Regions from separate parts of the Mus musculus genome. Here regions 1, 3 and 4 are each linked to region 2. Evidence: chromatin loops called from intact Hi-C (ENCODE). Cell type or tissue: left cerebral cortex. All regions are shown on one strand. Region 1 holds the start of Onecut3 (one cut domain, family member 3). Region 2 holds the start of Adamtsl5 (ADAMTS-like 5). Region 3 holds the start of Rps15 (ribosomal protein S15). Region 4 overlaps Onecut3 (one cut domain, family member 3).

Evidence for each region. A loop is a pair of places that touch in the nucleus more often than their neighbours do. Peaks named below come from ENCODE experiments on the same cell type or tissue, not always from the same donor. Only the 100,000 strongest peaks of a DNase experiment are listed, where the experiment ranks them.
Region 1: it touches region 2 in a loop (2.4-fold over the local background); 2 of 42 quality-filtered maps call a loop at or near these places.
Region 3: it touches region 2 in a loop (4-fold over the local background); 12 of 42 quality-filtered maps call a loop at or near these places.
Region 4: it touches region 2 in a loop (2.1-fold over the local background); 2 of 42 quality-filtered maps call a loop at or near these places.

What each region holds. Positions count from the first base shown.
Region 1 is chr10:80,491,293-80,499,292 of GRCm38, reverse strand. Onecut3 (one cut domain, family member 3) reads right to left here and starts at 4,387. Exons shown (of 2, transcript NM_139226.3): 1 at 3,103-4,387. The coding sequence starts at 4,285. In left cerebral cortex, a CTCF peak has its summit at 4,384; no DNase peak of the experiment used is centred here; H3K4me3 peaks cover 644 bases.
Region 2 is chr10:80,347,351-80,355,350 of GRCm38, reverse strand. It overlaps Adamtsl5 (ADAMTS-like 5), which reads left to right and starts at 6,903. Exons shown (of 13, transcript NM_001285435.1): 1 at 6,903-6,995; 2 at 7,726-7,794. In left cerebral cortex, CTCF peaks have their summits at 4,890 (motif pointing left) and 6,824; a DNase peak (open chromatin) is centred at 4,878; H3K4me3 peaks cover 843 bases; H3K27ac peaks cover 401 bases.
Region 3 is chr10:80,288,691-80,296,690 of GRCm38, reverse strand. It overlaps Rps15 (ribosomal protein S15), which reads right to left and starts at 4,260. Exons shown (of 4, transcript NM_009091.2): 1 at 4,208-4,260; 2 at 3,831-3,916; 3 at 2,815-3,049; 4 at 2,577-2,724. The coding sequence starts at 4,210. The coding sequence ends at 2,611. It overlaps Gm30682 (a long non-coding RNA gene), which reads left to right. Exons shown (of 3, transcript XR_871874.3): 1 at 1-382; 2 at 890-1,584; 3 at 1,706-2,556. It also overlaps a transcript of Apc2 not described here. In left cerebral cortex, CTCF peaks have their summits at 965 (motif pointing left), 4,330 (motif pointing left), 6,889 (motif pointing right) and 7,826 (motif pointing right); DNase peaks (open chromatin) are centred at 1,539, 2,691, 3,064, 4,283 and 3 more places; H3K4me3 peaks cover 2,950 bases; H3K27ac peaks cover 2,479 bases.
Region 4 is chr10:80,504,569-80,512,568 of GRCm38, reverse strand. The region is part of intron 1 of Onecut3 (one cut domain, family member 3); the gene reads right to left. Among named protein-coding and RNA genes, the nearest start is that of Onecut3, 14 kb to the right of the region's middle. In left cerebral cortex, CTCF peaks have their summits at 3,009 (motif pointing right) and 6,179 (motif pointing right); DNase peaks (open chromatin) are centred at 3,015 and 6,167; H3K4me3 peaks cover 410 bases.

The DNA of each region.
Region 1 (8,000 bases), 140 kb before region 2:
TCGACCTGGGCGCACGGTGATGAATCACAGACGGTAATTCGAATTCATCGACCGCCCCACCCGCCAGGAGCCACCCCTCCCCCAGCTCCGCTCCCATAATCACAGTTTGTGACTGTCACTGGGGTGTGTGGTGGTGGTGATGGTGGGGCACACAGCTCAGAGAGGAGATTCTGGGGTGGTGTGGGAGCAGATGCAAATATGTCCCCCCTGGTGGGAAAAGTGCCTGGGAAAGCTGGGGTCTTCAGTGACTACTCCCTACACACACAATGCATGTTTTACATTTAGGGAAACTGAGGCAGGCGGGGGACAACACACACTGGGGTAGGGCTGGGACTCTGCCGCTCTTTGCTGTGTTTCTTGGGCACAACAAAGAAAGGACTTACTCTCAGGGGTCCTCAAAGGAAGGCTGTGTTTTACTGGGACTCAGGGACCAGGAGGGGCCAGCCTGACCTCAGCCCCCTTCTGGCTTCTCCCTAGCCCACCTCCTTTCTTTGTGTTCAGCCTTTCTTTTTGCTTCTTTCTGCTCTGGTTTCTTTCCCTCTCTCTGTCCCTCCACCCTCCCCTTTCCCTCCTGTCTCTCCAACTCACATCTCTCTCTCCCACACCATTTCTCTCTCTCTCTCCCGCCCCCCCAAACACCCCCGTCTGTTTGTCTGTCTGTTTTTCATCTCCCTACCTTCTCCCTTTCTCTCACTGGTTTTGTCTTGTAGGAAGGACATTCTAGGGTTGGTGGCACTGGGGACAATGTTTTCCCAGTAAGTCTGTGACTTGCTTGGGTGGACAGTTTCCCTCCTGGGTTCATAGAAGCCAAGGTCCAATTTTGTCCCCAGTGGGTCGGGGATAAGGGAGTGAGGGACAGTGCTCGGCTCCAGGTTTGGCACCTTCAGCTGTCACCAAGACACAGGATGTTGAAGAGTCTCGCCTGGCCGCCCCAGCACCCTCTAAATGTCACAATTTACCGCCACTTAACTGCTTTTCATTTGTGCGGGGACCAGAACTAAAGGCCTGGCTCGAGCCTAATGACCCCGGCTGCCACTTCTGACTCCAGCGGAGTCTGAAGATGAAGACAGAGAAGGGACCTGGAGCGCTGGGTCACAGCGTGACAGCCTCGGCTCCAAGGCTGATCTGGAACAGGCCAGGTATCTCATTTTTTACCCGACTCTGTGCTCCCCTGAGGTGGCCACACTTTTAGAAGTGACACAGTCATCCTGTAACAGTCTTAGGGAGAGATGCTGGTCACCAGAGCTTTGAGAGACAAGAAGCCAGTCTGACCGTGGCTCCCTTTGGAATGGCTAACCTCTTGCTTCAAGTGGGACACGGAGGGCTGATGGCCTTACAGAATCTGGGACCCTGGGCCCATGTGTTGTCCAGCAGTTCTGTGGTGTGTCCGCCTTTTGTGTCCACAGGAGAGCAATTGGAACGTCACTCGTGCAGGTGACAGGCGAGTGGCATGGATTTGGGGTACACAATGGTTGTATGTCCAGGAGGGGAGGTCTTGGTCTTAGAATCCACAGAGCACCAGATCACCTGGAGACAGTGGATCGGGGGCACACTACCCGAGGAGAACCATGGACAAGACAGGACAGGACAGGATAGGGGCTGTGTTCTGGGGCAGGTGTCCTTGTGTCCCTCACTAGCAACAGGGCTCTTCAGATAAACCTGTGTGTGTGTTTATCCTAATGTCTTCCAGTGCCACCTGCCCACCCCCCAGGAATGCATGGCCCCAAAAGCCCAAAGACAGGGCGCATCTCATCACTGAGTTATCCCACTAAAGACTCCAGAGGAAGGGGAAACTAAAGTGGGTCTGTGTGTGTGCCAGCCTGCACAGTGGGCTTAGAATCCACAGATAGAGCAAGTAGCACAGGCTCCAACCAAACCCACGTCTATCTACCCCCCCGCTACGCCCAGGGGCCCCTGCTTCTCTGCACCCCACACAGGCTTGTAGTGTGGTCTGAGGGGTACAGTCAACCCAGTTCTCAGCTCCTGCCTTAGGGGCGCCTCTCTTGAGTCCCGGCTGCCCCGCCCCTCTCTGTGTTTGTATGCAGAGGGATCGATGAGGCTCTGGAAACCGCTATTGTCCCTGGAACGGGGTGCACAGCCCCCTCCCCACTACGCCATAGAAAAAACGCTCTGCCCAGACCACCGGCCTCCTGACACCCCTTCCCAATCACGGAGGATGTAGGGTCTATGGCACACCCCCACATTCCTCGCTGGGGTGGGAGGGGACAGGTTAGACCAAAGGAGGAGACAACGGGTCCCCCAGGGGCTGGCTCGCATGCTTCTGTGTGTGGGAGAGACTCAGGCAAGGCGCAAGAGAAGAAAAGAATAAAGAGAGACTGGACTGGGTACCGAAGAGGCAGCTCGAAGAGAGGGACAGCAATTTGTCCCCGTGGAGAGAAGTAGAAAGGGGGGACAGGAAAACAGGAGGGAGTGAGGCCCTGGGAGCCACGGGGGGGGGGGGGTGTGAAGGCCTCTGGTGGATGCCACTGAGCCCAGGGTCCCAAGGGCTGCCCCTCCCCCAATCTCAAATGACCTTTGCCAACGGCCAGAGGGGGGAGGGATGGGGGACTAGCGGATCGATCGTCGGCAGAGGCTGAGCTGCATAGGAAGAGAGCTCGGTGGTGGTGGTGGTGCTGGGGCTGGGGGCAGAGCGGTGGCCAGGCCTTGGCTGAGTCTAGTCAGCACCTAGAGCTTTGTGACTGGGTGGAGAGAGGGCGCCTTTGGTCCCTCTTGCAGGATGTTTGGGGACGAGGGGAGTGGCACCTCTGATCGCAGGGGATCGTGAACCCAAGGAACGTGCTACAGACGCGCGCATACACGCGCACACACGGAGCCACGCGAGGGCTGTTTTAGTTTAGCACCCTATGTCTACATCAGCCTCAAAGACACTAGACACCCTACACAGTCCCTAAAAGAATAGGGACGGAAACAATAATTGTATTTGCCCTCTTTCTATTAGTGACACTCGGCGATGCAGACCCCGGGTCAGCCTCAGAGGCTACAGTTTCCCCCCTCTAGGCTGGCAGGACGCACTAGCCAAGGTCCTTCATCCTGTGCCAACCATGTCCCCCAGGATCGAGCCTCAGGGGCCCTTGTCCCTACCTGCCAGGCGCAGCGCCGACATGCGCTGGAACTCCGGCTCCTGCAGCCACTTCCACATCCTGCGGAAGGTCTCGCGGCCGGATTTGAGCTTGCTCCAGGGCTTCGGGTTGCGCAGCAGGTCGGAGAGCGTGCCCTGCGAGCGGCACAGGATGCGCTGCGCGAAGATGGCCTGCGGGATGCTGTAGCGCTTCAGCTCGGCGGTGATGCGCTGGGCCACCTCTTTGGTGTTGATCTCTTCGGCTGCAGCGCCGGCTCCCGGGCCGCCGCTGCCGCCGCCAGCGCCACCGCCCCCTCCGGGGCCACCGCCGCCTGAGTGAGGCCCGTGCGCCCCGGCCGCAGCCAGCCCGCCCAGCGGAGCCAGCAAACCCGCGGCCGCCCCGCCGGCCGCCCCGCCGCCTCCCGCGCCGCCGCCGCCTCCAGGCAGCCCTCGGGCCAGCGCGTCCTCTGCGCGCCCCAGAAGCGCCGCGTGTGGCTCGAAGGCGGCAGGTGGCAGTAGTTTGTCCCCGGCCAGGTGGCCCGGAGCCCCGTAAGCGGCGAGCGGTGGCGGCGGCGGCGGCTGCGGGGCGCTGTGCAGAGCGGGGGGCAGCGCGCTGGGCAGCGGCGACAGTGGCGACCCCATGGTGGGCAGCTCCTTGCCATAAGGCCCGTAGAGGTGGCCCACCGAGGCCAGCGCCGCCCGCTCGTCGCGCATGAGGGTGAAGCTGCCGCTCACGCTGGCCGCCAGGCGCTGCGGAGGGGGCGGTGGCGGCGCGGTGGCCGGGTGAGGGTGAGCGTGTGGATGGCCTCCGTGCGCCCCAGCCACCGCGTGCTGGTGGAACTTATCGGCCACGGCGGCCAGCGGCGGCAGGTGCTGCAAGGGCGTGAGCGTGGTGTAGGTGCCACCCAAACCTGGGGCCTCGCACGCCATACCCATGGCCGGGTGCAGGGGGCCAGCCAGCTCCCCACGGAAGTCAGGGCCACCACCCGCGGCCCCTGCAGCCCCCGCGCCCCCGGCGCCCCCGCCCCCGGCGCCACCACCGTCCAGCAGGCTAGCCATGCCGGCCACCAGGCCTGGGCGCCCCGATGCCACTAGGCTTCGGTGTTGGGCCGCGGCGGAGCGCGCGTGGCCCGGGCTCAGCAGCTCGCCGGCTTGCGCGTGTGTCACCCCGTGCAGCCCCCCGAGGCTCTCCAAGCTCAACTCCATCCTGGGTGTCCTCTTCGTGTGTGCTCAAGGCCGCAGCATGGTCCCCACGCACTGGCCGACGCTCCTGGTGGCGGCGGCTGCTACTGTCCCGCTTGTTCAGTGCTCTCGCTCGGCTTCGGCTGCTGCGAGCAGCGGCCACCAGGATGTGGCGGGGCGGCCGCCGCCGGCGCCCCGGCCCGGGTCTGACGTCAGCGCCCCCGCCCATCGCTCCGCCTGCACCCGCCAAACCCCTTGGAGCACCAGGCTGGCTTCTTGGGTCTCCCCATTCTCCTTGCCCTGAGAAGAACCTGAGGGATTGGGGTGGGGGACCGCTAGTCCTGGCTCTGTGTGAGTGTGAGTGAGTGTGTGTGTGTGTTCTCATATCAGCGTCTTTGATTCTCTGTCCTGTACATTCCCCCTTCTGCCCCTACCCGCCCCCAGTTCCTGAAGTGTGGCTACAAACGCCCCCCAACTCTGTTGACACTCTCAGAAAGATGGGCTGTTTTCCCCGTATGCACACAAAGATTTCAAAACCTCTTTTGGGATGAAGTGGGGCTATTAGTAGGTCCCCAGAACAATCACACATTGGCCTCAAGCACAAGGAAAAGCAGGCATTTGGGCATTTGGGCCTCTGTTTCTTCAATTGTGCAATGTAATTGCCCTGCAGAAATCTTTCTTAACAGGGACTTTAGTGGTTTTTAGGCCCAGGATTGGGAAGACAGAGGCAGGTGGATCGTTAATTTGGAGGCTAGCCTGGTCTATGTAGCAAGTTCCAGTCAGGCAAGGGCTTTATAGTGAGTCTTTGCATCAAAGCAAACATAAATTCCTCCAAGGTCCGGTGTAGTGGCACATGCCTTTAATCTCGGCACTTGGGAGGCAGAGGCAGGTGGATTTCTGAGTTCAAGGTCAGCCTGGTCTACAGAACTGGATTCAAGGACAGTCAGGGCTACACATGGAAAAGATGACAGAGAGGGGGGGAAGAGAGAGGGGAAAATTCCTCCTAAGTCCCGTGTAATTGGCTACTTCCTGTCCCCAATATCTCTGGGGTCTAAGGATGTCTTGTCTGAGACTGGTCATCTCTAGACCAGCTTGGGTTTGGGGTTTTTTTTTTTTTTTCAGACTGAGATAGCTAGCCTAGGATCTCTCTCTCTCTCTCTCTCTCTCTCTCTCTCTCTCTCTCTCTCTCTCTCTCTCTCTCTCCCTTTCCCACCTGCAGACAGTGAAGGGGGACAGAAGGGGTACATGGATGGCACCCTACAGGCACAAAGCACCTGGGAACAAGACCCCTTGGGTTTGTGGAGAAGAGATTACCGATTACCAGGGTGGCCATGCCAGACTCTGGGGGGACCTTGTGTTAGGAGGGTGTCTTCACTCAGCCTCAGCCCCTGCCTCCCTTGCCCTGCTCACTGCCAGGGAGGGTTATTGGCATTTGTTCTGGAGCTTGAGTCACCCATGGGCTCTGACGCTCACTCAAGGGATGCCCCCACCAATGGCTTGGGCTATCAGGCTGGAAACAAAGCAAACCAAGAATCTGATGTCCACAGTGCACTGGCTGTGTGACAGGCGTGGTGGTCCATGCCCGGGGCTGCACAGATCCTTTTCTGTTCCTCATTTTCCCCTTTCATGCTGCCCCCCCCCCCCCAGAGAAGAGGATCTTGGAGGAAAGTGAGTGGCATTGTATATGAGCCATTAAGGGGGGGGGTACACAGAGGTCCCTCTCCCAAATCCTTGGGTGGACAGGGCTGAAGGGACTGTTTCAATGTGAACAAGTCAGCATTTATTAAGCTCCAGCTGTTTAACAGTCCTAGAGAGGGAAGAGATCCAGAGCCTATCACTTCTTGCCTGTTGCCATCTTGGTCTCCTGGTTGGGGGTGGGGGTGGGGATAGTGGGGAGTAAAGACTGCAGAGGGGGCCATTAGGGTGAAGCTTGCAGGAGTGGGTACTTTTACCCATCCATCTCCCCCAAGGGGCAGAAGCCTTGGGGTCTTCTGATTTGGGGAGCCTGGACAATTTGGGGCCACAGCCATCTTCCAGATAGAGGAACTGAGGCACACAGAGTGTCTGTTGCACCACTGGGGTTTCCTCCCCAGTGACAAAGAGCTGGGGACAGTTGCTATGGCCAGGATCAGAGTCAAGTCTGCAGTCCCCAAGTCTATCCTACAACATCACAGATAATTAAAAATAATCGTGGGGTGTGGAAATCAATCCACCACCGTCAACCGATAGCATTCAGAGCTCTAGAAAGCAAAGAGCTACAGGGGTTGACTGGGTGTTTAAAAACAGAAAAACAAAAGATGACCATAAACCCTTTCAAATACCAGCCACCCCGGGATTCCTGGGCAGAGGGTTGGGATGATGCAGTCCCCTGCCTTCATTTTTTTTGTTTCAAATGATATCTATAGCCCCCCTCCCCCATGAGCGGAGAATCCATTTTGAAGAAAAAGAGAGGAAGCTGGGGGCTTTGAGATGAGGGGACTCCCTTTTCTCTTGAACAAGAGCAACCTCAGGTGCCACACACTCCCTTGCAGACTGTCCAGACTTAGACAGGGCTTCTCCCGGCATGTGCAGCCTGTGCTTGAGTCTTCTGGGCATGAAGAGCTGGATCTCCACGAGGTCTGCGGTCCCACTGAGAGATGGAGTAAAAACCTAGGGGTCCCTAGGAAACGGACTGTGCCCCCTGAGCCCCAAGAACTGGCCTCCCCCACTTTAGTAATTAGTGAAATAGAATTGAGCGGGGCCACGGGCGAACCGGTGACTGGGGCCAGATCGATCTTGGGTCATTAGCAAATTGAGGGTGGAGGAGGGGTGAGCTGGAGTGGGGCAGGGCATCCCCCATATTTATCCCCGTGGGGACCTAGGCCAACTCAGAGAACCTCTCAGTCGACCTCAGTATCCCCTCTGGGAAAATCAGGGATGGAGTCCAGGAGCCCCTTGGCTGCCTCTGGGGTCTCCAAACGTGCTGGGCTGCGCCTGGCTAATATTCTCCGTCTCTGTGCTAAGCCCACATTTGAGAGAAATCTGAGGCCCAGTTAACCTGAGGGCTGTGAGGGTCGGGATAGCAAGTACAAGCGACAGCGACGTTGGGGACCTGCACGGGCTTCGCAGGAACCCTCAGTCGCCTTCATCCACCCCAGAAGCGCCCTGAAGGCGGGGCTGGAACAGATTACCCCCCCACCCCCCCCCACCCCCCCCCCCCCCGCTCTGGCCCTCCGCCAGTTTGACCTCACCAATGTCCTCGTTTTCGCTTCTCATTTTAGCTAAAAAAATTGATTTGGGGTCTTTAGATGCTTAAAGCTGTTCCTTTGAGGCGGGTGCACCCTAGCCTCTCCCGACAGGCCACTGTTTATTGCCCACCGAAATGAGAGTTTTAAGTCAAGTCCTTTCTTCTCGCCGGTGGGTGGGGTGGGGTGGTGGTGGTTCATAGAAATTCTAGCGACTGCTACCTTCATTCCAGCCTCCCCCAAATCTGCAGGCGCCACAGATCTGAATTCGCCACATCCCACAGCTTCCAGTTCTCCCCTGGTAGACAGAGAAGCGGTGTCCAGCTTGGGTAGTCCCAGGGGTCTCTGTCGGGTGTGGGGTTGCAGGAGAGTACGCCGCACCCCGAGATGCCTGCACGGCCCCGGGCCTGTGACTGCTTCGCTCCTGGCAGCTCCGCGGGGCTGTTCCGCGACAGTTGTGCCCGATCGATCCCCGACGGCCCCGCGTCTCCATCGAATCCCCATCGCTCTGGGCC
Region 2 (8,000 bases):
CCGGTCAGGGTGGGGATGGGGAGGGGGTGACAGGAAGTGGAACAGAGCCATTCCCATGGCTGGCACTAAACTCCTCCATAGCAGATCTGTCTGGCAGAACACTTACTATGTTTGCTAAATAACATTGGGATGGTCAAGTGCCTACTTCGTGCTAATCTCTGAAGGGTTCTTTGTGCCCCCAAGATAGCCCCAGCCCAGCCTCTATAAAAGGATGCATTTGAGAAGTTTAAATAGCCCATGTCTTTAATCCCAGCACTGGGGAGGCAGAGGCAGGCGAATTTCTGAGTTCAAGGCCAGCCTGGTTTACAGTGTCAGTTCCAGGACAGCCAGGGCTACACAGAGAAACCCTGTCTCAAAAACCCAAAAATAAATAAATAAATAAATAAATAAATAAATAAATAAATAAATAAATAAAATGAATTGGTTCCAGGTTCAAGCACACTGAGAAAGAAGAAGACTTAGGGGTCCTGAGACACCTGAAGGGTAAAGCTCCTGCCTCTGACCTCGACGACCTAAGCTCAATTCCTGGGACCCACCCTGAAAGAAGAGAACCAACTCCCACCCAAAGGTGTCCTATCCTCTGCTGCCCACAGGAGCATTGGTGTGTATGTGCCGGCAGTGACACACAGCAATGAGAAGGACAACTTTTCAAAGCCTGAGACTCTTTCAAGGCCTTTTCTGGGACCTGGTCTCTAGGTTAGGTACCATTCATGCCCCAAGTGGCAGACCAAGTACCTGGGGTTCTTGCAAGCTCAGGGTCTCCCAGCATGGCTCTAAGATGGGGTGGACCATGAATATCTGGCAGCTGCATTGTGGTCCCCTGGCTTCCTGCCCCAGTGAAGAGCAGAGACAGGCACTTGGGTGGGTGGCTGAGTCCACAGAATAACAGCAACTTCCTGGGACAGAAGAGACATAGTGTCTGGCCTGGAGCCCTGCAGTGTGCACATCAGCTGATGGCTCTCTCTCTCTCTCTCTCTCTCTCTCTCTCTCTCTCTCTCTCTCTCTCTCGCCTGGCTGATCCTGGGGCTTCTGGCTGAGACTGCACTGAGGAGCAAAATAAATGGCCTTCTGTCAGCCTGTGCCCTGCTGAGGAGGGACATTCCACTCCCCAGCCTTGGGTACACAGCGGGTTCACTCTGTGCTAACTGAGACCCTTGTCTCAAAAACTCAAAGGAGAAAAGGAAGGAAGAGGGGGGAGATGGACATGGACACAGAGATGTCCACAGCAGCCAGCAGGTAGAGATATCTGTGCCTATAAACTGATGATGGACACACGGTGAGGCCTACCCACATACTGGAATATCATGCAACCATGAACAGGAACGAGATTTTTTGTTTGTTTGTTTGATTGTTTTTTCGAGACAGGGTTTCTCTGTATAGCCCTGGCTGTCCTGGAACTCACTCTGTAGACCAGGCTGGCCTTGAACTCAGAAATCCGCCTGCCTCTGCCTCCCAAGTGCTGGGATTAAAGGCGTGCGCCACCACGCCCGGCTCAGGAACGAGATTTTTGACACCCACATCATTGAAGGCCCTTAAGGCTCAGTGAGAGACCTAGATGCAAAAGGCCACACAGTTTGGAACTCCATGAGAGACCAATAGAGACAGGAAGTGGGTCTGTGGGTGCTGGAAGTTGGGAGTTGGTGAGAGTTCATATCGAATGGCAGTGGAGCTTCAGGATGGAGATAAATGGTAGAGACAACTGCGCAAGTGTGTGGGCGAGGTTCAAGTTGCTGAGCCACGCACCAAAAAGTAAGAAATGCTCACATACCACAGGATGGCCTCGAACTCCTAAACCTCCTGTCTCCGCCCTGGATAGCAGGCATGTGCTGTCACACCTGGCAAACACTGGCCGGCTTTATGTTAGTCACAGTCACTGAGGTCCCATGGCCCATGGTCTTAGGCATGACCTTCAGCCTGACTGTTCACCCCTCACACCCCAAGCTGCTGCGTCCCCATGCTCAGCCCTTCCATCTTCCGTCTCTGCTCTCCCGCTGACCTGAGATAACTCTTAAGACTCAGCAGATTTCTCTGGAGAAGACTTGGGAAGCATTGCTCAAAATACCTGCCGCAGGTGGAGGGGTGACTGCCTGGCTGCTGAGACTCTCCAGAGGCCCCGAGACTCTCGGGCTTGTGTATGGATCTTTACGAGGCGGCCAAGGCCTCCCAGACACATGATTCCTATCTGGGCTCCACATGGCTGCACCCGTGAGCTCTCAGCCACTCACAAAATGTCCCCAGAGACTTGGAATCAGACACGAGGAGGTAAGAGGGAAGTGACCGCCTGAACACTTCAGACACCCCAGGATCTGGGCGATGTGACCCAGCACGAGTGTGTGGGGGAAGGACCCCCCCAGTGTGCTGACTGCCCAGGAAGGTAGGTGACTTTCGCAGCAGCAGTGGGGGTGGGTGACAGGAACCACTCACATCCTCCCTTATCTCTGCTCTGAGCCTCTCAGATGCAGAGCCAAAAGGAAGGGCTCTGGGCGGAGACCCACTGAATCAAGCCCTCAGTGGGTCTGGCCACTGACACCCAAACCCAAATGGGGGCCCTGAGAACTGGGCAGGATTCACAGCCAGAAAGGAGCCAGGGAACGTGTCACCCTGAGCCCGGACTCACTGGCCAGGGCCTCTGCCCAGGACGTAAGCTGAGTCCATCTCAGAATAGCCAGGAAGCTCGAAGTTTTCCACGCTGTGGCACCCTCCAGGCTCGGGTGAAGTGAGGCTCCTGTGTCCCTCACACACCCGTCTTTCCCCTTCCCTCTCTCTTCCTGCAACTTCCCATGCCCACAGCAAGCCTATCCCACCCCAGGACCTCAGTTCACAGAGTTTCATCTCCAGAGCACTCTTTCTAGGACAGCCAGTATCCACTGGATGGATGGATGATGGACACACAGTGTGACCCACCCACACGCTAGAATATCATGCAGCCACAAACAAGGGTGAGGCTCTGGAACATATGTTACAGCTGGAGGATCAAGGACATAATTCCTAGCCAGGTGGTGGTGACACTGAGGAGGTGGAGGCAGAAGTCACCCTTATATTATGATCTTATTGAGTCCTTGTTTGCCCCCAGAGTGGGTTCTCCCTGCTGGGTCAGGTTTGCTTGGTCCTTGTGCTATTCCCTGAGTCGCCCAAGTTACTGCTGATAGAGCTGATGTCCTCAGGGGAACTATGTCCTAAGTGCCACTGCCCAGAAGGTGGGACTCTTGCAGCAAGGCCCCTCCCCTGCAGCCCAAGCTCCTCCCCTTATCTTCTTCCGGAGGAATCTGGCATCGACCTTTGATCGGGGACATTGTTCAGGGACATTGTTCGACCGCTGAGCAGGGTGTTGTGTGGCCATTGGAACTGGCCAGGTTTCTGCAGGAGCGATCCGTTTTTTGTCTGCGTGGGTCTTTTTGCTAATGGCAGTGTCAGCAGACGTGGGGGTGGGGAGAGTGGAGAGTGATCCAGGCACGGTGACACATACCTGTCATCTCAAAACTCAGTAGGTAGAATCAGGACGATTCAGGGTTTAGGGTGAGGGTCTCAAATCCAGCCTGGGCTACTTGAGACTTTGCCTCAAAAAAAAAAAAGGCATGGGAACTGGGTGGGCAGTGGTGGTGCAGGCCTTTAATCCCAGCACTCCAGAGGCAGAGGCAGGAGGACCTCTGTGAGTTCGAGGCCAGTCTGGTCTACAGAGCTAGATTCAGGACAGCCAGAGCTATACAGAGAAACCCTGTCTTAAATAAAATTAAAGTGGGATGGGATACATAGCTGTAACTCCAGCACTGGGTAGGGAGCTAGGAGAGAATCCCAGGCTCTGGCCTCCACACACATGTGCACACAACAGGGACACACACACACACACACATACACACACACACACAAGCAACCCAAACCCAATGTTGCCAAAGTAAAGAGCATTGGAGCAATCTCGCTCGGTGTGAGAACTCCAGCCTCAGACCCGCCCTTCTTTCTCCTCGATCTTCTGCAGTTTTGGGATTGACAATGCAGCAGGTCCCAGGAGCGCAGGGTCAGCTACCAGGAATATACAAACCGAACTAAAACCTTTTCTCTATTCGTGCGCTCCCAAGAGGAAAGACAGGAGCCCAGAGCCTCCCAATACCTATGCATAGGATGACCACGACAGTGTGGGTTCGATTCTGCCCCAACCCCTGTGCCATGGGGCAGATGGGAGCCCCAGAGAGGTTAGAGTCTGGATAGCAGTTACCGGACCCCAGTGTCCTTGGGAGGCAGAAGGGAACATGTTGGGGATCAGGTGGCCTCAGGGATTTCAGGAGAGTTCCAAGGGCTGCACGGGGCACCACGAGGTTCTCCTGTGAACAGGCCTGACAGCCTCCGGTCCCCACTTTGGCGACCCTCACTCTGGAGTTCAGGCTGGCCTGGAACTCAGCCTGTAGCTAGTGATGACTTTGAACTTCTGATCCTCCTGACTCTACCCTCCCCCATTCTGGGGTGTCAGGTGTGTATAACCTCTGTGCTGGGAACGACACCCAGGCTCTGTCCGTGCTCGGTGATGCTTGTGCCAAACTCAAACATCCTATGCAGCTGGGGATAACCTCCAACTCCGATCCTCCTACCTCCGCTTATCCAGTGCTAGGATGACAAGTGTGTATGGCTACACCCACTTGTTAAATGTTTAAGTACCTGAGTCAAGCTGTTGGCCATTTGGTTTGCAAGCTCTGGTCTTACAGATAGCTGAGAGTCCCACTAAGCCCTGTCCCCTGCCCCAATCCCATCCTGGCAGAGGTGAATGGGTCCTAGAAGGCGCTCCGAGGGTGGTAACCCGGCTGGAAGTGGGTGTGGATCAGAGCTGTCCCCAGCAGGCTGCACTGTCCTGAGCAAACTTAGGGGAGCTCTGGAGCCCTGGTGCACCCTCTGCTGGACTGAGTCAGAACTGCAGGGAAGTGCCCCACAGTGCCTGCTGTGTGCACACCCTGCAGAGCATACCACCTTCTGTATATGCTCCTGTATGACACAGTGCCCGCTCTATGGCCTCCTTGTAGGCCTCAGCTTTTGACGGGTGCCGGCTTCACTGCGATAGTCTGCTTTAGGAAAACTGGGGAAAGAGCCATGTTCACTGGACACACTCTCTTCAGAGCGTAGTGTCTACTGTAGGCAGTGGCTGCACAGCAAAGTGCCTACTGTATGCTATCCCTGCAAGGGAGAGGGCCTATTGTACATATGCACCTATTGTATATACTGTGAGCTATATGCTCGCTCTGCCAGACACAGTGTTTCCTGCACACTTGTATCATGAAGGACGGGGCACCTAATGTATACTCCCCTTCAGTGCCTACTATGTGCACTACCTGGATAGTATATCTGTTGCATATTTTCTCCTGTAAATCTATGTCTGCTGTATATCCTCCATGCAGAGTGCATGCCTACTGTATACCAGGACAGAGTGCATGCCTACTGTATACCAGAACAGAACTCCTACTGCACGGGCCCCTCTCTCTCCCTAACACGGTCCTCATCTTTGCTTTGCTGAGGTCCCTTCCTTTCACAGCAGGACGTCAGGATTGTCTCTCATTCTCCTGCTGACCCTGGCTAGGCCACCCTTGCCTCTAGCCCCTTTAGTGGTTATATGTTCTGTAGGGGTTCTCCTCACAGCCCATGCCTGGCCTTAGCATCTTTTCTTCAACAGGATGATGGGTGTCAGAAATCGGAGTCATGGCCATGCATGGCCACCTCCCCACACTGGGCTTGGCTGCTGGGCCATAGCTGTGTGCACACAGTGACTTGCATAATAATGTCACGGAGTGGTCACACTCAGAGATGTTTCCAGCGGCTGTCCTGTGCTGAGCCCTGTCCAGAGGACCTCCCTGAGGCAGGTGTATACAGCAGACACTGTCCTCTATGTGTAGTAAATACTGCAGGCAGTCTGCTTTTCAGGGAGTGCATACAGCAGGCACCGTGCCCTGTGAGGAAAGCGGGCCAGAGGTCAGCCAGGTGGGCTTCCTAGAGGAGGCGAGTTCAGCGCCCAGGAATAGCATGGTCCACACAGCACTGATCATCGCAGTGCGGCGTCCTTCTGCCCGGCTGCCGGGAGGCTACACGAAGGCGATGGGGTCAGGGGGTCCACAAGAGGCTGGCAGAGTGCCGGGAATGGGAAACTGAGGCGGAGGGCTTGAGGCCAAAACCAGTGGAGAGAAGCAGCACTGGCGTCCAGGCCTAGAGGGCGGGACCGGGTGGAGCATTGGTGACGGCAGCGCCTGGGAATGTGGGGCAGGGAGGGTCCCTCCGCCCCCAGCGGGCGCGCGGGGCCTCGTGAGGGGATGCTTGGGACTCGAGTGAGGAGTCGGGGGGCGGGGGGGGTGGAGATGCGAACCAAGGCAGGAAGGTCTAACTGGGGAATGATGTGGACCAGCGTGGAGAGGTCTAATTGGGGGTAACAGGGACGGGGTGGGAAGTCCCAGTTGCAGGGATGATGGAGACCTGGGTTGGGGTCCCAGGGATTGTTGGGACAGAGCTAGGAGCCTGGCCTGAGTGGGTGATGGGGATGAGGAGAGGAAATCTGGCGTATCTGGCTGCGGGGTGCTACGGAGCAGGACGGGGTACTGAGAGTGAGAGGGCGCCCTGGCATGGACTATCCCACCCCAAGCCCCAGCGCTAGGCACATTCCCTGGCCCTGAGCGCGGCGCCCGGAATAGCAGTCCAGTCACCCCCGCGCACCGCCCCGCAGCTGCACTTCCCAAGGTCACTGGCACCCAGGATATCAGGACCAACGCTGGGCCGCTGAGCTGCGCTGTCAGACACAGTAGGTCAGCCCCCTGCCGCAGGTCCGGGCCCAACGCGTGCGCCCTCTCCTGCCGCACGAGGGCGCCCTTGGCCTGCGCCCTCGGTGACCCCAGCCTGGGCGCGCCTAGGAGGCCCGGGTGGGAGGGATCGACCGAGTTCGCAGTCCCGCACTTTGGGGCCCCGCCGCTTCCGCCAGTCCCCGGGGCGTCCCGGGGAAACTTGGACGTATTGCCTTGGGCTCTCAGCAGATGGTAAGTCCCTCTTCCCATCCTGCCACTATTCCACCCGGTGTGGCGGCGGGGATGAGATTGGTTTCTTTCCCTGCTCGGAGCGAAAGCAGCAATCCCTAGGATGGTGGGTGAGTTTGGGGGTCGCACTTCCTACGGGATGGGACTGAAACTCAGGAGACCGACACCCCAGTGACTGGTGCACCAATGCGGGAGAGGGATGCAGTGCTAGATGCGGTGCTCGGGAGAGGGCATTGACAGACATGGGTAGGAGCCCCCCTCACGAAGGGGGTTATGAGATGGCCTTCCCCAGCCTCCTTCTTCCTTCCTTCCCGGGACAGCCCAGTTTCTGGGCCCGCAGAAGGAAGGGTCCGGCGAGTGTCTTGAAGCAGTTCCCGTGAGTTTCCAATTTACAGCCATCTCGGTCCCAAGGTGTCCTAAAGGACATCAGATTGGCTGACAACCGGAGAGACCCTGGTTCCAGCCGGGCCGGGGTACTTTTGTCCTCCTTACCCCTTTTTCAGGTACCTGGACCCTGTGGGCTGCAGATCTTTGAGAGCCCGTGTGCCCTTCAGAGAGCCTGGCCCGGGCCCAGAAGGGACTCACTTCATCTTGGTTCCCTTCCCTCCTGGCTGGTCTTGCCAGGCTGGGATCACGAGGAGGAGGGCGTCGGCTGAGAATGACTTCATCCGGTCTCTACAGTTGGGGAAACTGAGACCTCCACTCAGCCCCACCCTGCTCTTCTTGTCCGCAGATCCTCTAGGCACCGCAGCCCGCAGCTCTGGCAGATGAGACCATGACCCACGTGTTGGCAGGAGGCCAGGTCAGCCGCCCAGCGCCTGCCACGGGGTGGGGTTGGGGGTGGGGAGGAGGTCCCTTAGGCTATGGGGTACCTGGGAGCACAGCGGTCCCCAGAGGCTGGGGGGCAGCTGGGAGGGGGACATCCATTCCACCCTGAGTTTCTGGATGAGCCTCCATTAATTATCCCTCTACAGGCTCTCAGAGACTCAGGGATGGGGTTCCGCGGGT
Region 3 (8,000 bases), 59 kb after region 2:
GGAACTGCAATACCGCAAGTCTCAGAACAGAACCTTTGAAATGTCATAGTCAATGGATGCTGAGCGGGGAGGCTCTAGCTCAGTAATGTCCGCAGGGAAACTGAGGCTTAGCGAGTGTGTAGGGCGTGGTCGAGGCCTGCATCCTGCCCTGGCTGGAGCCTGAGCTTGGTGTGCACCAGCTGCAGCCCTCTGTTCTTCAGAGACCTGAGGGTCTCCGCAGAAGAAAGGAAAGAGAGGAAAGGAAAGGAAAGGAAAGGAAAGGAAAGGAAAGGAAAGGAAAGGAAAGGAAAGGAAAGGAAAGGAAAGGAAAGGAAAGGAAAGGAAAGGAAAGGAAAGGAAAGGAAAAGAAATGAGGTTTCCTGCTGAAGGAGTCTCCCTCAAGGTAAACCTGCGCCTGCGCGGGACGGGGGAGGGGTCGCTGCAGTACAGGGAGGGGAACTCAGCCCCATGCACATGCTCAGGAGGTTTCCTTGGCAACTGTCTCCAGAGCAACTACGGAAGGCCCCCCGACCCATCAAGTTGGCTAGCTTGACAGTTGAGTGTCCTCTACTGTCCTCGGGGCCGCCATTCCCACAGTCAGGACCTCACCTGACTCTCCCCACACCCTCATCTCCGACCAGGACTCCCTGCATCCTACCTGGTTCCCAAAGAAGGCTGAGTGCAGCAGGCTCAGGAGTCCCAAGAGCCCCATGAAGCTGCAGCCGCCCGGACAGCACGCGCCCCGCCCTCCACAGCAGGGATGGAAGGGGCGGGAGTATTGCGCCTGCGCAAAACAAGGGGCGGGAGGGGGTGTCACTACACTGATGAGGGGTGACCCAAGACTCTGGAGATGAAAATATAAGTAAGACAGGATCTCTTTGGGTAGAGCGACAAAGCATATATCTAACAGGCCTGGAGCACCCTAAGTGTTGGAACCGGTCCGTTGAAGAGGAGGAGACCCATGCAGAGTCCGTGTTTGTGGGAGCTAGAAGCGCCACCCTGTGGCTATGACACCATGCATCTGCCTGTGGATAGTCAGTCACCTGCGTGCCCAGATACCCGCTAAGATTCACAAGTCATTCAAGAAAAATGTTCTGGGTGCCAGCCTTAGAGCCGGGCACAGGGCATGGAGGGGATCCGCTGGATGTGGACGCTGTCATGTGAACATTACTGGAATTCTGTATGCTCAACCCTGTACAGTGGGTAAACAGGTCTACAAGCCTGGTCTTTGGGTACTCAGCAATAAGCAAAAAGTTAAAAATTGGCCATGTGGAGTGACAGATATCTTTAATCCCCTCACTTGGAAGGTAGAGGCAAGTGGATCTGAGACCATCCTGGTCTAGTCTCAAAAAACAAAAAAACAGATTAAAAACTGGGTGTGGTCCACTTGATACTGAGGTGGGACTATCTGTTCCAGGTGCCAGGGATGCAATCAATGCTGACCGGTTAACTCTGAGCTACCTACCACAGGAGGAAGTGTGTAGTAGGCGACCCCAGTGACTGCAGAGGAACAGACCTGCCTGGCAGAGGGGTTGGTGCACATCTAGCCCCCGTTTCTGTCAGGAGCTGAACCGAGAAGGGTGCTGGTGTCTCATGAAGTGCAAAGTAGGTGGGGCAGCCTGCCAGGTAAACTCCCACTAGATGATGAGCAGGAACAGGGAGCCTGATGGAGAAGCCTAGGAGCCCTTGAACTATTTATTGCCCTAATTTGATCTTTCCCTATCAGTGTCACCTGCCTGGTGCTGTGGATGGGACTGATGCTCCGTGGTTAACGTGTACTATACCAGGACCCTGCACCCACCCACATGGTGACCAGGTAATCCCATACCCACTTCTGGCCCTCGTGGGCAAAGTCACTAACTTGCATATGTGCACACCCAAGCCTATGCTAGGCTGGAGACATGTTTCCCTGGCAGGAAGGACTGGAAGCTTCCAGAAAACCCTGCCTCACATTCCCAGAGGGAAAATGTTTACTAACAAGGCTGCAAGCCTTTAGTCTCAGCATGCCAGATGCAGGTGGACGCAAGTTCCAGGCCGACAGACTAAGGAAAACAAGCCACTGAACATGGTGCCTGTAATTGGTCCCAGCACCAGGGCCTGAAGCCAGCCTGGTGAACTCAAAGAAAGCCTGCCTTAGAAACAGGCCAGGGGTTCTCTCCACTGCAGATGTCAATTGTGTCAGCATTCCACAAGTAGGAGGCTAAGCCTGTCACACTGCCAGCATAGGCTTTGGTGACATGCTTGAGGTCTTCCAGAACACGTGCTATCCCAGGTCACAGAATGAAGCTCCAGGTAAAAGAAGCACCCTTACGCAGGCTGCAGCAGGTCCCCTTGTGTGTCCACTGTCACTGCAGTTCCCCCCCCCAAGACCCAAACCCAGGGAGCAGCCCCTTGCCCTTCCTGATGCTCAGCTCTGCCGTGCATGCTGGGCAGCTTGAAAGCGGAGACTGCAGCAGAGATGACGTGGACATGGACGTGAGCCCCTTACATGTAACTGTTCACCTTCATTCTGGTGGACTGTGACAGCCACCCAAAAGGCTCCAGGTTCCACACACAGGGACCAACCCAATCCCCAGAAAAAAAACAAAAACCCAGAATCCAGGGACCAAAACCAGTCTTTATTGGCCTCGGCTACTTGAGGGGGATGAATCGGGAGGAGTGGGTGGCACCGATCCCGGGCCGGCCGTGCTTCACGGGTTTGTAGGTGATGGAGAACTCGCCCAGGTAGTGGCCGATCATCTCTGGCTGCAGGTTGAGAGGAGGAAGCAGAGTGGTGTGAGCAGCTTTGGCACAGAGAAAAGCCACCCACCCAGCCACTCCCGGACCACAACTCACTTTGATCTCCACCTGGTTGAAGGTCTTGCCGTTGTACACGCCCACCATGCTACCCACCATCTCCGGCAGGATGATCATGTCCCTCAGGTGCGTCTTCACCACCTCAGGCTTCTCCATGGGTGGTGCCTCCTTTTTGGCCTTTCTCAAGCGCTTGAGCAGTGAGTGTTGCTTCCGCCGAAGACCACGGTTCAGGCGCCTCCTCTGGCGGGCGCTGTACAGCTGCATCAGTTGCTCACTGTGGGAGAAGGGGGTGGTTTGGAGACCCGGGGACAGCATGCTGCGCCAGCACTGCTCCATTTCTTTCACACCCAGAAAGGAACATGCCGGGAGCTCACTAAAGACAAGTCCTCCATAGCACTGCCGTCAACCTTCAGGGCACAACCCTCTAAAATGAATCCACCAGCTTCCACAGGCAGTGACGTAAGCCGAGATCAAACCTTTTCCTTTGACAGCCCACCCAGACAAATTACCTATCCGTGGTTGATTTTCCCCAAGGTCACAGGGAGGCCTGTGAGCCCAGTCAGCGGGAGACTGAGGCAAGGTAGTTCTGTCTACATAAGACTGTCGAACACTGCACAACTGTAGCAGGGGCCGAGTTGAGGTCACAATCTAGAGCGCTTGCCTAGGAGGCTAGGACGCCCCGAGTTTGATGCTCTGCACCGTGATGGTGACCCAAACATTAGGGAGGTTGAGAGGATCAGGAGTTCGAGGAGAGCCTGGGCTACACGGGTCCCTTTTTTTTTTTCCGACTCAAGAGTTTCTCTGTGTAGCCCTGGCTGTCCTGGAACTCGCTCTGCAGACCAGGCTGGCCTCGAACTCAGAATTCCCCTGCCTCTGCCTCCCAAGTGCTGGGATTAAGTCGTGCGCCACCATTGCCCGGCACTCGAGACCCTTCCTTGCCTCTCCCATGTGACATGTGCAAAGGTTCTGGCTCTATTTCCAGCACCACCCACAGAAAAGGAAAATGTACAAACGGGCCAGCGACCCGGCGGGACTAAGGTGACGGGGCCTCTTACTAGGACATGTCGAGCAGTTGGTCGAGGTCTACGCCACGGTAGGTGAACTTGCGGAAGGTGCGCTTCTTCTTCTGCTCCACTTCGGCCTGCGTGAGCGCGAGTCGGGGTTAGCAGGGGCTCGGCAACCTTACCCGGGAGCCCAGGGACCTGAGCTGCGCGAGCCGCGCTCCTCTAAGCTACGGCGGACGGGCGAGGGGACACACAGCCCCGCGGCCGCCCGCAGCCATCCGGGCCCTTCCGCACCCGCCATCCGCAGTCTCCGGGCACCCGAGCACATCGCTACATCCCCAGGCAGCGAGTCCAGAGTCTTGCGAAAGGGCCCCGGGAGGATGGCGACGGATACCCGGGAGCACAGACCGCCGTGCACGAATACTCACCATCTTGGCGGTTACTCGGAAAAGGAAGTACGGGCTGCGCTTGCGCAGTTATCGCGAGCTCTGCCGGGAGGGCCCGCCTCCACCGCTCAACAGCTTCCGCTCTGCGGATACTCGCCATTGCCCCCCGCTGTCCGGAGGCCAGAGCAAAAGCGCCGCTACCCTCCGGAGGGGCGTGGCTCCCTTTGGGGTTTTTGTTAGTGTGTCTGTCTCTCTGTCCCTGGTTTTCTTTGTCTTCTCTGTCTCTGTGTTTCTGCCTCTCTCATGTACAAGGTCTCAAGCAGTGATTCTCAACCCGTGGGTCACAGCCTCTTTGGAGGTGGCATATCAGATATCCTGCATATCAGATATTTACAATTATGATTCCTAATAGCAAAATATATACATACATTTTTGGGGGAGACGGAGGTTCAAGACAGGGACTCTGTGTAGGCCTGGCTGTCCTGAAACTCGCTCTGTAGAACAGGCTGGCCAGAGGCTAATCCCAAGTGCTGGGATTAAAGGCGTGAGCTACCACCTCCAGGCTGTCTGCTTTTCTTGTGGGATGTGTGAGCCTACCACCTCAAAAGTGAGTGGTTAATTAGAAGACAACTTGGAGAGATCAGTGCTCTCTTTCCACCATCCTGGGACTTGGCTTTAGACTCCCTGACCCAGTGAGTGTTTCGTTTTATAATAAAATAGAAGCCAGGTGTGATGGCACAAGTCTTTGTCTTTTTTTTGTTTTGTTTTTTCGAGACAGGGTTTCTCTGTATAGCCCTGGCTGTCCTGGAACTCACTTTGTAGACCAGGCTGGCCTCTAACTCAGAAATCCACCTGCCTCTGCCTCCCAAGTGCTGGGATTAAAGGCGTGTGCCACCACGCCCGGCAAGTCTTTGTCTTTAATCCCAGCTCTTGGGCTACACAGAGAAACCCTATCTCAAAAAACGAAAAACCAGAGAGAGAGAGAGAGAGAGAGAGAGAGAGAGAGAATATGAATGAATGTTGGAAAGGAAGCCGCATTTTCTATTTTTGTTTTGTTTTGTTTTGTTTTTCAAGACAGGGTTTCTCTGTGTAGCCCTGGCTGTCCTGGAACTCAATCTGTAGACCAGGCTGGCCTTGAACTCAGAAATCCGCCTGCCTCTGCCTCCCAAATGCTGGGATTAAAGGTGTGCACCACCACGCCCAGCTCCAACATTTTCTCTCTTATCTAGTGTTGGGGGTTGGAAGGCTAGGAGGAAAAAGGTGGAGAAGGATGGAAGAAAAAGAAGCCCACGAAGTAGCAAAGTCCAGCAGAGGCACGTGTAGCACACAGAAGGCAGAGCGGTCTGTGAATTCCAGGCCAGCCAGGGATGCATAGAAAGACCATCCCTGTCTTTAAAGAGAGAGGAGAGGTAGGACAGTAGTGGCCAGGACAGCCAGGGCTGCATAGAGAAACATCATGTGAAAAAACCAAGCCGGGCATGGTGGCGCACGCCTTTAATTCCAGTACTCTGGAGGCAGAGGCAGGTGGATTTCTGAGTTTGAGGCCAGCCTGGTCTACAAAGTGAGTTCCAGGACAGCCAGGGCTATACAGAGAAACCCTGTCTCGAAAAACCAAAAAAAAAAAAAAAGAGAATACTCCCTTGGGCCGGGCGGTGGTGGCACACACCTTTAATCCCAGCTCTTGGGAGGCAGAGGCAGGCAGATTTCTGAGTTCAAGGCCAGCCTGGTCTACAGAGTGAGTTCCAGGACAGCCAGGGCTACACAGGGAAGCCCTGTCTGGATAAAAACAAAACAAAACAAGAAAGGTCTGATTATAGTTGAGTGCACATGGATGCTGGCACTGGGGCTAGGTACACTAGATCCCTTGGAGCTGGAGTTAAGACAGTTGTTTCTCCATCTACCTTCCCCACATAAGGTTTTTGTTTTTGTTTTTTGATTTTTTTTGGTGGTGGTGGGGGTTAAGGGGTTTATAGAGATCATGCTGGCCTCAAATTCATAGCTCCAATTGTCTTTGTCTCCTTAGGGCCCTCCTGAGGCTTTGCATAATTTGGGGGCAATCCCATTTAGTCACAAATACTTGAAAGCAGTCTACACAGGTCCCATCTCCCTTTGCATGGCTGAGGTGTCTCACTTGATTCCCCAGGATAGCTGGTACTCACATAGTTTTGGGGAGATGACGAGTGGGGTCTCATGTATCCCAGGGAAGTTTCAAACTCATGTAGCTAAGGATGACCCTGAACTGCTAAAACCGAGTCACAGATTTTATCTTCTTTGCACCTGTGTGTGGTACTCACACAGGAACCAAGGCCAGACCCCCTGGGCCTGGAGTTGTACACTATCCATGTACAACTGAACAACTGAATACATGAGAGCTGGGAACAGAACTGGGTCGGCTGTGAGAGGAGCGTGCTCTTTTTATTTATTTTTATTATTATTATTTTTTTATTTTTTGAGACAGTCTCACAGTATAGACCAGGCTGGTTGTGAACTCAAAAGTCCACCTGCCTCTGCCTTCCAAGTGCTGGAATTAAAGGTGCGAGCATTCATGCCTGGTCATTCTTTTTGTTTCGAGACAGGGTTTCTCTGTGCAGCCCTAAACAGCCTCCTGGGACTCACTCTGTAGACCAGGCTGGCCTTAAACTCAGAAATCCACCTGCCATTGCCTGGCCATACTTTTTGATTTATTTATGTGAGTATACTGTTGCTGCCTTCAGACATACCAGAAGAGGGCATCAGATCCCATTACAGATGGTTGTGAGCCACCATGTTGTTGCTGGGAATTGAACTCAGGACCTCTGGAAGAGCAGACAGTTCTCTTAAAGGCTGAGCCATCTCCCCAGCCCCTGGCCATACTTTCTTAACTTGAAGTTTTTGAGTTAAATGTATTCACTTTACAGCCCAGTATCAGCGCTTTCGGTCTTCCCAGCATCCCTTAGGTAAGTCCTGCACCCATCCTCCTTAGCAGGCAAAGCCTCACTCTTAGTGTTAGCCCCCACCCCAGCCCATACTGCACATCGAGTTGCTGTGGGTTGTCATCTTCTCTTACCGAGGTCAGACAAAACTGTCCATTTAGAGTACAGAAGCCACAGGCTGGCGGGCAGGTAGGCAGCAGGCTCAGGGACAACTCCTGCTGCAGTTGTTTGGGGACCTACAGGAAAACCTAGCTGCTCATCTGCTATACATGTACAGAGGGCCTAGGTCCAGCCTGTGCTCACTGATGGTTCAGTCTCTGTAACCAGCCACCAAGGGTCCAGGTTAGCTGACTCTGTCCTCTTTGGGACCCTCAAATCTTTCTCCTAATGCTTAAGACTCCCCAAGCTCTGTCTGATCGCGTGCCTGGCCATACTTGGTATATTTAAGGGTATGGAGAGATGGCTCGGCAGCTAGGGGCACCATCTACTTCCTGGTGAGGGTTCAGTATTGATAGTGTAGCAGAAGCCAGAGGCTGTGAACCAGACCAGTGACTTGTGGCAATGAATATGGACAAAAGGTGGACTGTGTAACATCGAAGTTTCCATGTTTCTGGTGGCTATGGAGGGATGGGGCGCTAAGTGGGGGAATGAGGTGCATGATGTGAAATTCATAATCAAAATTTAAAAACAAACCCGTCTAGCTGCTCTTCCGAGAGCCCGTGCTCAATTCCTAGCACCACTAGGTGGCTCACAGACTGCTCACCAGAGTGCTAGGTAACTGAGTGATGGTGTCTTCTGGCGGCTGTGGAGGGAGGGGGTCAGCACTGCATGCCCACGGTGCATAGGCAGAGGCAGCCCAACACCTAGGCCCATAAAAGTAGAGAACTTAGGGCTGAGAAGGCGGCTCAGTGGATTAAGACACT
Region 4 (8,000 bases), 160 kb before region 2:
TGTAAGTACATAGATATGATGGTTAAAGATAATTGTCAGCCTGACAAAGTGTAGAATCACCCAGGAGACCAGGGTCTGTGTTTGTCTGCCGGGGAATTACTTGATTATTTTCATTGAAGTGGGAAAACATGCCCACTGTGCGTGGCAGCATTCCCTAGGCTGGCATCCTGCCTACTGTGGGTGGCACTGTTTTCTAGGCTGGTATCCCTGGAGTGAGTGCCCTAGCATGCATGTTTTCACTGTCTCTTCTAACTTTAGACAGAGTGTGAGCATCTTCCCCAGCTGCTAAAACCTCCTCTTCCCCAAAGCAATGAACCTGGAACTATTAGCCAAGCAAACCCTTGTTCCCTTGAGTTGGCTTTTCTTGAAGTATTTTATCACAGTGATAGGGAAGGAAGGAAGAATCAGGACTGAAGCACATGGGTTTCATGTGGATGAATGGAAATGGGCAGACACGTCTTTGTGACGTTTCAGAACCCTGAGAATAAATAAAAATTTCCTAAAGCTTCCAAAAAGGAAAGGCAGATGCCATGGGAAAGATCCAGAGAAGCTTTCAGGGGGTCAGAAACCAGAAAACAAAAACTCCAAGGGCAGATGGGGCTGGAGGCGGCTCCGTACTTAGGAACATTTGCTGCCGGTGCAAGGAACCAACGTCTAGGTCCCAGAAGACTGGGCAGCTAACCTGTAACTGCAGCTCACAGGACTCTATGCTCTCTTCTAGCCTTTGTGGGAACTGGTATGTACAGAGACACACTCATATACGTAATCAAAAGTAAAATAGCCGGGTGGGAGTGGTGCATGTCTCTAGTCCCAGCCCTTGGGAGGCAGAGGCAGAGGGATCTGAGTTCCTGGTCTATAGTGTGAGTTCCAGGACAGCCAGGGCTGCTGCTCAAGCAAACAAACAAAACCAAATAAATTAATTAATTAAAAAAGAAACAGGGGCCTAGAGAGATGGCTCAGCGGGTAAGAGCACTGACTGCTCTTCCGAAGGTCCTGAGTTCAATTCCCAGCAACCTCATGGTGGCTCACAACCATCTGTAATGGGGTCTGATGCCCTCTTCTGGTGTGTCTGAAGAGAATGACAGTGTACTCACATACATTAAACAAACAAATAAAATAAAAGAAAGAAAGAAAGAAAGAAAGAAAGAAAGAAAGAAAGAAAGAAAGGAAGGAAGAAAGAAAGGAAGGAAGAAACAAGGAAAATGTATATTCCACCAGAATATTTCGCCAACTATCTTGATATTAAGCACAAAACTGGGATGAAGGTACAGTGGGAGTGATGTGTAGTGGTCACACCTTTCATTCTAGCACAGAGACAGGGGATCTCTGTGAGTTCAATCCCAGCCTGGTATACATAGCAAGTTTCAGGCCAGCCAGGGCTGCATAGAGAGCCTGTTTAAACAAACAAACACAGCCGGGCCTGGTGGCGCACGCCTTTAATCCCAGCACTAGGGAGGCAGAGTTGGCTATACAGAGAAACCCTGTCTCGAAAAACCAAAAAAAAAAAAAAAAAAAGAAAAAGAAAACAAACAAACAAACAAACACAGAGAGCCAAGGACTGCAAGAGTGGATGATATTTCACAGATCTCTCTTCCTTCCTTCCTTCCTTCCTTCCTTCCTTCCTTCCTTCCTTCCTTCCTCTCTCTCTCTCTCTTTCTCTCTCTGTCTCTCTCTCTCTTAGTCTCTCTCTGTGTCTCTGTCTCTCTCTCTCTCTTGGTCTCTGTCTCTCTGTCTCAGTCTCTCTGTTTCTGTCTCTCTGTCACTGTCTCTCTGTATCTCTCTCTCGGTCTCTGTCTGTCTCTGTCTCTCTTTCTGTCTCTCTCTTTCCCCCATCCCCCTTCAGGGCTTACATTAAGTGTAGGATAAGTGAAAAATGCCAGAACAGAAGAGAACCTGGGAGTTGCTCTGTAGGAGAGGGTTCCCTCTGGAACTGCTGCGGTACCAGCCTGGAACGGAAAGCTCCAGGGTAAGTCCTGAGAGCTCACTGCCTCATGAATGCCTCCCTTACACAAGCCTCAATGAGTTGGTTTTGCCTCCCGCTTGGGCAGTGAAATTGCTCGAGTGGCTTAAGGATCTGCAGAGTTGCACAAAAGAGGAAATGGAATCCTTACAGTCTCTGTGGCTGCGTCATGGATTCGACACGCATGGCCAAACCACGAGCATCCCATGGCAAAAGGTGGATCTCTCAGCAGATGGGCAAGCTGGTTGGGGGCGGGTGGGGTTTAGAGATGAAGGATGTCACAAAGGCTGGGAGAAAGCTGTCAGTAAAGACCTCAGATAAGCAGGAGGGCCCGAGTTTGAATCCTCCAAACCCACGAGAGTCTGCTGTTGAGGTGAGCTTCTGAAATCCTAGCGCTGAGGACTGGGAGACAGGCAGATCCCAAGACAACCCTGCCTGGCCCTAATCGGTGAGACGCAGGTCTCCTGAGAGACTCTACTCAAAGGAAAAAAAAAAAGAAAAAAAAGAAAAAGGTGGATCAGGGCAAGAGGGACACTCAGCTCAGCGGTTACAGCACTGTCTGTGAGCACAGAGGATCCAGGTTTGTTCCCAGCACCCACCAGGGGCCTCACAGTCATCTGTAAGTCGAGCTTCAAGGGGATCCCACGTCCTCTCTGACCTCTGAGGTTGCCACGTGGTGCACAGACAGACATGCAGCCACAACATTCAAATGCATAAAGTAAAACTAAACAAATTTCCAAACAAATAGTGTGAGAGGAATTGAGAACCTCTGACGTCACCCGTGCACGTGTGAACACACAGACTGGGATCTGAGGCACGGGCGGCAGCGGGACCCGTTTTGGTTGCTGGAATAAAATACCGAGGTGAAGAGAGCTAGGGGGAAAGGGTTCATGACAACTCGGCTCGCAAGCTTGCTTGTGACTACCCAGCTTGCACTCTTGCTTGAACTCAGCTGACTTTTCCCCACTCTTTCTTTTTACATTTTAGTTTTGTTTTTAGTTGAGAGTGGGGCAGTGTCTTGCGTGTGTACGTGCAGTACTTTCTCAGGCCAGAAGGGGGAGGCAGATCACAGGAGCTGGAGTCACAGGTGGCTGTGAGCTGCAGTTGCTGGGAGCTGTGGCTGCCCTTAACTACTGAGCTGTCTACACAGCCCCCTCCCATGCCTTCTCTATTCACACAGTTCAGGACCCAAATCCAGGGACAATGTACCAGTCTTCTTCCCACCCAAGGTAACACAACAGAGAACCCCTTGGCCAGTTATGATAGTGCATGACTTTAATCCCAGCATTCGGGAGGCAAAAGCAGGTGGATCTCTTTAAGTTGACCAACCCAGTCTACAGATCGAGTTCTAGGATAGCTAGGGCCGCATAATAGAGAGACCCCGACTCAAACAATAACAGAGCACAAAGGTGATCCCACACAGACAGGCCCACATCCACCTACGCTACAGTCCCTCACTGAGACGCCATTCCCTGGTAGTCCTTGGTTGCCTCAAGTGGACAATGAAAATTGACTGTTGCCCAGCCAACCTGCATGGTAAGACCCTGGCTTCCATCCTAAACCCTACAAATATGCACCTATATTTGGCAAAGGCTGGCAGGTAGATGGTGCTCCATGCTGGCGGATGGACACTAACAGAAACAAAGGGAGATGGTCTTCCCTGAGGTTCTTAGGAGTGTGGTGGCAGATACTCATCCTGGGATGAGGATCCAACTAGAAGAAGAAATCACCCATCTATCTATCTATCCACCCATCTACCCATCCACCCATTCACCCACCACCCACAATCCACCCACCCATCCATCTACCTACCTACCTACCCACCCATCCACTCATCTATCCATCCACCCATCCATCCACCCACCCATCCACTCATCTATCCATCTACCCACCCACCCACCCATCCACTCATCTATCCATCTACCCACCCACCCACCCACCCATCCACCCACCCACCCATCCACTCATCTATCCATCTACCCACCCACCCACCCACCCATCCACTCATCTATCCATCCACCCATCCATCCACCCACCCACCCATCCATCCACACATCCCATCCACCCATCTACCTATGGTACCACCTAGCAGTCTACTACTAGACTGTTAGAAGGGGACAGAAATACAGATTCTCAGAACACACAAGATTTTCTTGTCAAGAGCTTTCTATGGATTTGTTATTCTGTCCTTATGATAAAATATTCCTTTTATTCACACAGAGACAGTAAATCATTTGTCTAGAGAGGGCCAGCCAGAGACAAACCATTGACAGGCCAGACCTGGGTGGATCTTCTTGGAGTCTCTAAAGGGGAACCCCAAACCCAGGGTAGGGGAGAGGCCAGCCACAGAATAAGTCTGGAAAGAAACAAAAAGTCCCTTTTGGGTGGATGGTTCATGAAACCACTGCCTGCTCCCTGTCTTCCGTCTAGTGACACAGCCCTGGCTCCAGGCTGAACTGCTGTCTGAACCCATGGTCCCCCCACTCCCCATTTCCCGCTGCCCAAGAGAAGGATTCTGGAAGATGAGGCTACAGGGACCCTTATAGCAGCTGTCAGCCTCTAAGTCAACTCAAGCCAAGCTCTCTCCATTTCAGTGCAGAGGAAACTGAGCCTGGGAGCACCAGGCCAGTCACAGACTCTTCTTCAGGGCCCAGGCTGACCTATGGTGTGGGTCCATCTCCATTTAAGAGATAGCCTCATCCTAGGCTGAGTTCTTCTCTCTCACCTCCAGTGATCATCTCCACTGTCTCTTTCAGACTCCCTTCCTTCCAAGCACTGCCATGCACCGTACATCTGCCCTATTGTCTTCACCTCCATCTCCTCTTCCATCTCCTCTTTCTCTTCCTCCATCTCCTCTCCCATCTCCCTCCTCCTCCAGCGCCTTCATTCCCCTCCATCTCCTCCTTCATGTCTTCCTCCTGTCTCCTCCTTCACCTTCCACTGTCCTCTCTCAATCCCACCCTCCCTTCCCCCATTGCCACCTAGACAGCCAACTGCCCAACGCCCGCCACACCCATCCTCCCCACCCCATCCCCGCCCTCACTTCTGCTGCATTTTGGCTTGCTCTCTTGCTTTCTTCTCTCCCATCCGCACTGTTAACCGTGGTGTCCTCAAATCACTATTAAACATAGCACGATCCCCACCCTGGAGTCTACCTCCTCTAGCCTGGGCTCCCAGGGCCACCTCCAGGGCCCCATCAGCCTTCTCTGTGCCATCGGAGCTGCCTCACACAGGTGCCTTGACAGCTGCAGGGCTGGGGTCATAGTCATCTAGTTCTAGGGATTGGGGTGAGTCTACAGGCCTCTCCTATCACCAGTAAAACCAAGACACACAGTGTTCAGTGCACACCAGTCCCATACAAGCCTCCTCCACCACCCCTCTGTCCTGATCTGTGGCTACCCCGCCTTTTTTGGAAACCAGGGTCTCATTGTGTGGCCCTGGCTGCCCTGGAACTCACCTTGTAGACCAGGCTGGCTGCTGCTCCCATGTATTAGAATTAATGGTGCGCACCAACATGGCTTGACAACTTTTTAAAAAAAAAGATTAAAAAAAAAAAAAAAAAGAGTTGGGCATTGTGGCGCACGCCTTTAATCCCAGCACTCCGGAGGCAGAGACAGGCGGATTTCTGAGTTCGAGGCCAACCTGGTCTACAGAGTGAGTTCCAGGACAGCCAGGGCTACACAGAGAAACTTTGTCTCAAAAAAACAAAACCAAAACAAACAAAAAAAAGATTAATTTTTCTTATTTAAAAATTTGTGTGTAGCTGTGTCTACACTGGGGCATGTGCAATGAGTTGCCCCATGTTGTTGGGTCTGGAGCTGGAGTCACAGGGTTGTATTCCATGTGGCAGGGAATTGAATTCAGGCCCTTTAAAACAGCAGCCACCCTTAGCCACAGAACCTTCTCTCCTGCCCCTCGCCTTGGAGCTTGTAGGTTTGGCTAGACTGGCCGAGGGCAAACCCCCAGGATCTCCTGTTCCTGTCTTCCCAGGGCTGAGACTACAAGTAGGTGTCACCATACCCTGGGGTGTGTGTGTGTGTGTGTGTGTGTGTGTGTGTGTGTGTCTGTGAGAGAGAGAGAGAGAGAGAGAGAGAGAGAGAGAGAGAGAGAGAGAGAGAGAGAGAGAGAGAGAGAGCCCGTGTTCCTGCCACCCACCAGCTTTGCCCCATCGTCTTGAAGTTCACATTGTGTCCAGAAGAGGGCAGGCGCTCCCGGTCTATTGGGTTATATCCCGCAAAGGCATGGCAGCTGGAGGCGAAAACCCTGAGTTTAGGGTGTAATCTGTTTAGACTCCGGGTTTTGCACGCGGGGAACCTGCGTTGCCCGTTTCTTGGTTCTCTAGAGTTACTAGAGTCTACAGACCACCCCAGGCCAAGGCCTTATGTGCAACTGTTCTGAGGTTTCTGGGGCGGGACTCCCTTTTTTTCCATTGCCCAGAGGTGGCAGAAAAAATACTTAATGAGTTGAAAAAGACACAGAGCTCCTCAGTTTCGTGGGGATGGGGTGTGTGTGTGTGTGAGAAAAGTCGAGGTCTGGGTCTCATCTCTCCCGTGGCTGTGAGAGCGGATTAGGAGAGTCTCACACAGGTCAGCTTTCAGGGGGTCATCCCCTCTGGAAGATGGATGGAGCAACTGTGAACAGACAACTACACATCACTTAAGCCCAGCCACAATAGCCTCTAACCCATGAAGCCCTTCACTTTACTTCCTGCAAAGCTTTGGCCTCATCCCATAAGAAATGATCCTAAGGCTGGGGCTCAATGGGTAGAGTGCTTGTAGCTCAGTGGACAGAGTGCTTGTAGCTCAGTAGACAGAGTGCTTGTAGCTCAGTGGACAGAGGGCTTGTACTTCAGTGGACAGAGTGCTTGTAGCTCATTGGACAGAGGGCTTGTATTTCAGTGGACAGAATACTTGTAGCTCAGTGGGTAGAGTGCTTGCCCAATAAGCATTAGGCCTTGGGTTTCATTTCCAACATTAAATAAATAGGCGAGGTAGCACATGTCTGCCCCGCACCCTCTCAGTGAAACAAAAGAATCAGTTCATGGTCCATCCTTGGCTACATAGGGAATTGGAGGCCAGCCTGGGCTATGAGAGACCCTGTCTCAAAAAAAAAAATTAAAAATTAAAAGGAAAGTTGGAGAGCTGGTTCAGCAGTGTTAAGAGCACTGGCTGCTTTTCCAGAGGTCCTGAGTTCAATTCCCAGCAACCACATGGTGGCTCACAACCATCTGTAATGGGATCTGATGCCCTCTTCTGGTGTGTCTGAAGACAGTTACAGTGTACTCACATACATAAAATAATCAAATCTTTATAAAAAAGAAAAGAAAAGGAAAGAAATTAAGAAAGGCATAGAAAGGTATCTAGGTACCTCCCCAGCTCCACCCCACCCACAGAGCACCCCCACAACCCCTGCCCCCCAGTCAGTCCCTCCCCCCCTCCCTGCCTCCCTCCCTCCCCGTCTACTAAGCCTGGTGTGTGCTGAGCGATGGCGGCGCCCGTCCCCCCTCCTCACTCTCACTCCTGCAGCCCACAATTCAATACCAGCCTGGTCTCCGGCTGGGATGATGGCTGGTTACCGTGGTGACAAGTCCTGCCCCACCATGAGCTGCAGGGTGGGGGCCTACGTTGAAACCAACAATCTCTCCCCAACATGGTGACTCAACCCAGCCAGGCTGAATTTCCCCGAGATGCTCCCGAGAGGAGCCTCTCTGGCTCTGTGACTCTGCCAGGGTCACAAGTCCCCAAGACATTCAGGAAGGTGGTTCCTGTGGGTGGGAGAGCCGGGTGAGGACCCTTCCCCACAGATTCCCAAACCAATTCCTTCTTCCCCTCCCCACACTGCCCAGAGCTCCCCTTGAGCACCTGAGCCAGTATCAGGTGTCAGATTGACCCCACCTCCCTCCCCTTCCCTCCCTCCCTCCCTCCCTCTCTCCTTCCCCCCTTCCTCCCTCCCCTTCCCTCCCTCCCTCCCTCTCTCCTTCCCCCTTCCCTCCCTCCCCTTCCCTCCCTCCCTCCCTCTCTCCTTCCCCCTTCCCTTCCTC